2 separate regions of the Mus musculus genome follow, and region 2 is linked to region 1. The links are chromatin contacts, found by Hi-C or POLR2A ChIA-PET in ENCODE. All regions are on one chromosome and are shown on one strand. Each heading gives the region's core, a stretch centred on a gene start or an enhancer-like site at or near the end of the contact. The rest is flanking DNA. Distances are from core to core; before and after follow the strand shown. Region 1 holds the start of C030007H22Rik (RIKEN cDNA C030007H22 gene). Region 2 holds the start of Agap1 (ArfGAP with GTPase domain, ankyrin repeat and PH domain 1).

Region 1 (2,700 bases), core at 150-2,649:
AAGAGACTCTCCTCCTGATTGCCTGCAGATCAGGATGTTGAACTCTCAGCTCCTTCTCTAGCACCATGTCTGCCTGCATGCCACAATGCTTCCCACCATGACTAAACCTCTGAAACTGTGAGCCAGCCCCAATTAAATGTTTTCCTTTATAAGAGTAGCCTTGGCCATGATGTCTCTTCACAGCAGTAAACCCAAACTAAGATACTGTCTTATTACTTTTATATTGCTTTGAAGAGTGACATGACCTCGGCAACTTATAAAAGAAAGCATTTAATTTGGGTTCATGGTTCTTGGGGGTAAGAGTCCATGAACATCATGGTGGGGAACACGGCAGCAGGCAGGCTGGCATGATGGTGGAATAGTAGCTAAGAGTTCACATTTAATTCATAAGCACGAGGCAGAGAGAGCTAAGCAGGAATGGCACGGGCTTTTGAAAACCCAGAGCCCACTTCCAGTGACAGACCTCCACCAGCAAGGACACACCTTCTAATCCTTCCCAAACAGTTCCACCAATTGAGGACCAAGCATTCAAACTCATGAGCCTGTGGGGAGGGGAGAGGGGCATTATTATTCAAACCATGACATTTTCGAATGTTGGAATTCAGGATGAAGGAACCATTTATATCTACAAATGAAAGACCAAGAATGCAACTCAACAACCTCCAACTTGGGCAGACACAGGTAGAAAATGCCATCGAAAGAAAAGAAGGTGTTACCGTTGTTCTATTTATTATGCTGAAAATTTATGTCAGGGCATGTGTGTGGAGGTCAGAGCGCAACTTTGTGGGATTGATTCTCTCCTTCCACCTCTATGTGGCTCTCAGGGATAAAACTCAGGTCTCCGAGGTTGCATAGCAAGTGCTTTGTGCACTGACTCATGGAAGTTTTGCTAGGATCCTCCATGTCGATTCTAGGAGTCCAAAAGCAAATGGCTCCTCCCTCCATATGACCTATTTGGCAGTGTTAATTGGGAGAGTTTCCTGGCTAGTGAAGGGCGTGCTGGGAGAGAATGCTGTCCACCAGGAGGTTTCACTTCCTGTATCTCTTTATTGCTCTGCTTTTCTGAAGCAAGTTTGTATTACTTTTGTGATCAGGAAAAGCAATAAAGAGAAATTATTTCCTTAGGGCAAAAATGTTGGGAAAGAATAAAAGTCCTTTAGAAAACAATTTTTGGAAAGCCTTATAAAAAAAAATCAGGGAGGCTTCTGTTGCTAGGTGGTTGCCAAGGAACTGAAGTTTCTAATAGAATCTGCTGAGCGGTGATGGATGGGTGGAAGACAGCACCATTCCCCTCAAAGGGCAAGAGAGCGTTCGCTCCTTCTGATTGGAAGTCGTCCAGGAGGAAGTTCAGGGTTGGTGCATCAGGACACTGTTTGGCCTTTTGGAAACCCCATGAGAGGGGTCAGGCCATGGGAGCAGTAGACGCAGCAGAGACCCTGTGAAGCATGCTGGCAAGAAGCAAGCATTGACAGGCTACACGACACTACCATCCTGCAAGGTAAATACAGCAACAGAGAAGGAATAAGGGGTGGGTGATGACTTTTCCCCTACTCCTACTCTACTAACTGCAGGTCTGGGACTCACATCCATGTGCGACCCCAAAGATGGTGTTCTGGCTAGTCAGCCTGGTCCAAGCTAGAGTCACTGGAAAGGAGGGAATCTCCATTGAGAAAAATCTCTCATCAGATGCAGCTGTAAGGCATTTTTCTTAATTAGTGATTGATTGGGGAGGGCCCAGCCCATTGTGTGTGAGGCTACCCCTGGGCTGGTAGTCCTGAGTTCTATAAGAATGCAGGCTGAGCAAGCCAGAGGACCAAGCCAATAAGAAGTACTCCTTCATGACCTCTGCATCAGCTCCTGCCTTCAGGTTCCTGCCTTGTTTGAGTTCCTGTCCTGACTTCCTTCATGATGGACTACCATGTGGAAGTGTAGGCCAAATAAACCCTTTCCTCCCCAAGTTGCTCTGGGTCATGGTGTTCAGTCACAGCAATAGAAACCCTGACTAAGACATAAGGGAATCTTTCCACCACTCCAGCCTTGTTCTGAGAGAGAAACTGGTGTGAGATGGAAAACTTCCAGTAACAGCTCAAAGGACCAAGTTATACAGGGTACTCAAATAGTCATGGGTCGTAAGCTCCGCCCTCTGCAGCGCACACAGCTTGTCTTCTAGGCTCTGGTTTGCCTCCACTCCACTGCTGTTGCTGGTTTTGGTGGTTGTCCCATGGTACTGGAATTTCCAGAAATCTGGGATCTTCTGCTGTCACTGGGCTCTGCGTTCACCAGTAGCCTCTCCTGGGCTCTCTTCAGGAACTCCAGTTCTGCCACAAAATCCCAGGCCTTTGAAGGAGCCCAGAAGCCTGTGAGCCTAGACATGGGACACTAAGTTATTCACACAGTTATACTTTGGTTTTTTTAATTTGTGCTGGCTGTGACCATGATGTGGAAGTGTAAACCAGGTGTAAGGGGTAGCAAGCTTAGCTTTTGTCATTAACTGGTCCCCAATTCACCAAATCACCTTCAGCCTTACTTGAATTGTCCTACACCCTTCCTGCTAGTGGGGTACTGGCCAGGAGTTTACAGACATTGTTGACCCCTGACTACTCGGCTCACAGATTTCTCTGAAAGTAGTGGGGTTTTCCCAATGTGCAGGGAGCTGGAAGGGAGATGTGGGTCAGTAGAGATGGCTGTCTTCCAGGTGAA
Region 2 (2,700 bases), core at 169-2,668, 49 kb before region 1:
CCCCTTTCAGCAAGACAGTATCAAGGTGTCCTGCCTCCCAAGAAGGGTTATAATTTGCCTCAGGATTTTAGTACAAAACGGCCAGCGTTTGTACAACGCCAGTCCGATCAGCACTGGGGCATGATACTGCCTGGGTCCCATTGGCTTCCTACATGTGCCACCTCCCCTGTATCCGCGAACTGGAGGGGGGGGGGGGTAGCCAGCCATGAAGCAACTGAATAAGCTGGCCGGAACAGCATCCCCAGCAGCAGCGCTTCTCAAAACACATCTTCAACGTCCACGAAAGACACTCAGGCCGGGCCTGATAACCTGTCAGGGATCCAGTGGCGCCATCCCAAGCAGCTGCCCCCAGGCGTCTGCTGGGCCCGGACGGGGCTTGCGGGCCGCCCCGGACGTAGCAGCACCGTGCCACTTTCTCACAGGAGAGACTCCATTGTCCATTATCAAATGAACGCTGACAACCCATCTTCCCTGGCTGACTGGCCGGCCTTGCGGGACAAGAGGCACCGCAGTGCTCTCTCCGCCGGGCAGCCGCGTGTGTACACACGCAAGCACACACGCGCGCACACACCCCGCCGCGCCAGGGGCGCCCGCTCCCCCGCGCTTTCCAGAAGCCCCGGGCGGCCTGGCCCTCACCTTCGATGGCGATGACGTGCTCCCGAATCTGGTTCTGCAGCACCGGCTCCTCCACGCGCTCCAGCAGCTCGTAGATGGAGTAGATGTTGGGGTGGACCGACTCGAAGCGCTGGATCTCGGCCCGGATGGCAGCCGAGTTGGCCAGCTGCTGCTGGTAGTTCATGGTGCAGGCGCGGCGCCCAAAGCCGCGCGCCCCCCGTCGTCGCCGCCCCGCGCCCCGGAGCCCCGCGGGCCACCGAGACCCGGGGCGCCGCAGCCCCCGGGGAGCACGGAGCCGAGGAGGCGCAAAAAAAAAAAAAAAGAAAGAAAGAAAGAAAGAAAGAAAGAAAGAAAAGAAAAGAAAAAGAAAAAGAAAAAGAAAAGAACGCTGAGGATGAAGCAGTAGAGGGGCTCAGTTCATAGCAGGGACCAGCGTCCCGGGTCAGCGGGCCGTCCGGGAAGACCGCGGCGCCATGGAGCGCGGCCGGCCGCGGAGGAGGCTCGCTCGGGCGCCTTCCCGCGCCGCAGCCGCCCGCACCCCTACACGCCGGCCGGCCGAGCAGCCATTAAAGCGCAGGCAGCACGGCGCTGCGAGCGCCGGGGCCGAGGCCCCCGGGCAGTGGCCGCTCTGCTCCGGGCGCACGGCTGCGGCTGGGTCCGCGCGCTTGTGAGTGCCGCGCTACCGCGCGGGCCGGGGCCCTCAGCTGCCCTGCGCCGTCCGCCAAGCCGGGACCGAGCTGTAGGCGCCTTGCCAGCCGCGGAGACCGCTCCGAGCGCCGCCCGCCGCTGCCCGGCCAGCCCCCTCCCTGGCACGCAGGGCTCTGGCCCACGTCGGCCCCGCCCCCGCCTGCGCTCGCCGCCCTCCGGCCGCCGCTGCGTCCTCGGCGGCGCTTCCCAGCGCGCCGGATCCCGGGGAATTGCGCCAGACCCCGCCCCGCGCTGCCTCTGGGCTTGCTGGGACTTGTAGTCCATCACGCCGGCCGGCCCGCGCGCGTGGGGTGCGCTGTGCGATCGCGTCGCAGCGCACTGGGCGGGCCCCGCGGGACGTCCGGATGCCGCTACAGCCCGCGGATCTGCGAGCTGAGAGCCCTGGTCCCTCTCGGTTATCCCTACTGCCCCGTGCCAGCCCCCGCGCCTCTGTACGGGGAAGGTGGCGCACGAGCCCGCCCGCCCGCCCGCGCTTTTGTTTGTTTGCCAGTTGAGCGCTTAAGGAACCTCTGCGACGCGCGGGGTCCCCTCCCCCCGTCTGGCAACTTTCTGCCTCCTTTCTAAACCCAGCAGGATAGTTACTTCCCTTCCCATGGGATACACGGGAGTCCAACGCTTCATCAATAAACTAAACCTGAGGCTGGGGTGGTAGGTGAGACGGAATTCCACGGGGGCTTCTAGGCTTTTCCACGAAAATGTTGCACAACTGAGTTGTAACCTCCACGCCGCAGCCCTCCGAGCGCCCGACACTAACCCCACTTTAGCCCAGTCCAGGAGCCCATGAAGCTAGACCGCACTGCAGCTGAGAGCTCATGCCAACGACTCCAAATGAATTAGATTGTTGTAGATTTCCAAGGATCCAGGACGAGTCCGAGGCCGTAAAGGTCCTGGGTCTATGCACTGTCTCACCATGCAGGGGTGTTTTATAAACAGCCCACATTCCTGATTCAAATGCCCTGGGCTTTACCTGGTTCAAATGCAAGCTAATGGGCAGCCCAGGGCCCCAGGCAGCCTAGCTCTTGGTTCTTGGAACTCTTCCGAGTTCCAGTGTTCCTCAAGCCAGTGTACTGTTCAGCCTTCCTTGTCCCTAACACAGCAGAGGCCCTGGCTTGTTCTGTGCCTTGCCTCTATCTTCGTCCTTAGCAGAAACACTAATAGAGATGCTGGCATGTGGGTTCATTCTACTGTTCGTCCCTACTCCACCTTGAAACCCCAACTCTTTGTGAAATAGTTCCAGGACTCCCCTGCTTCACATCTGGCTTCTCAATCTCTTTGGGGGTTCCTTTGTACTTCTCTAAGGTTTAAATATGGATGATGCTGGGAGTCAACCTTAGACCTGTTTTATTTGCCTCTCTTATGCCTTTGAATATCATATAG

The links. Hi-C counts contacts between places; a loop is a spot of excess contacts on that map. ChIA-PET counts read pairs that join two places held with the same protein, here RNA polymerase II (POLR2A).
Region 2: a loop to region 1 is called in a map of left cerebral cortex, with 2.0 times the contacts of the local background. The contact joins the promoter of Agap1 here to the promoter of C030007H22Rik in region 1. A Hi-C loop is called at or near these places in 2 of 37 maps with a recorded cell type or tissue (both left cerebral cortex). POLR2A ChIA-PET finds 5 or more read pairs at or near these places in 1 of 5 experiments (Patski).

What each region holds. Positions count from the first base shown.
Region 1 is chr1:89,404,832-89,407,531 of GRCm38, reverse strand. C030007H22Rik (RIKEN cDNA C030007H22 gene) reads left to right here and starts at 1,399. Exons shown (of 3, transcript NR_040482.1): 1 at 1,399-1,498.
Region 2 is chr1:89,453,529-89,456,228 of GRCm38, reverse strand. Agap1 (ArfGAP with GTPase domain, ankyrin repeat and PH domain 1) reads right to left here and starts at 1,418. Exons shown (of 18, transcript NM_178119.3): 1 at 637-1,418. The coding sequence starts at 799.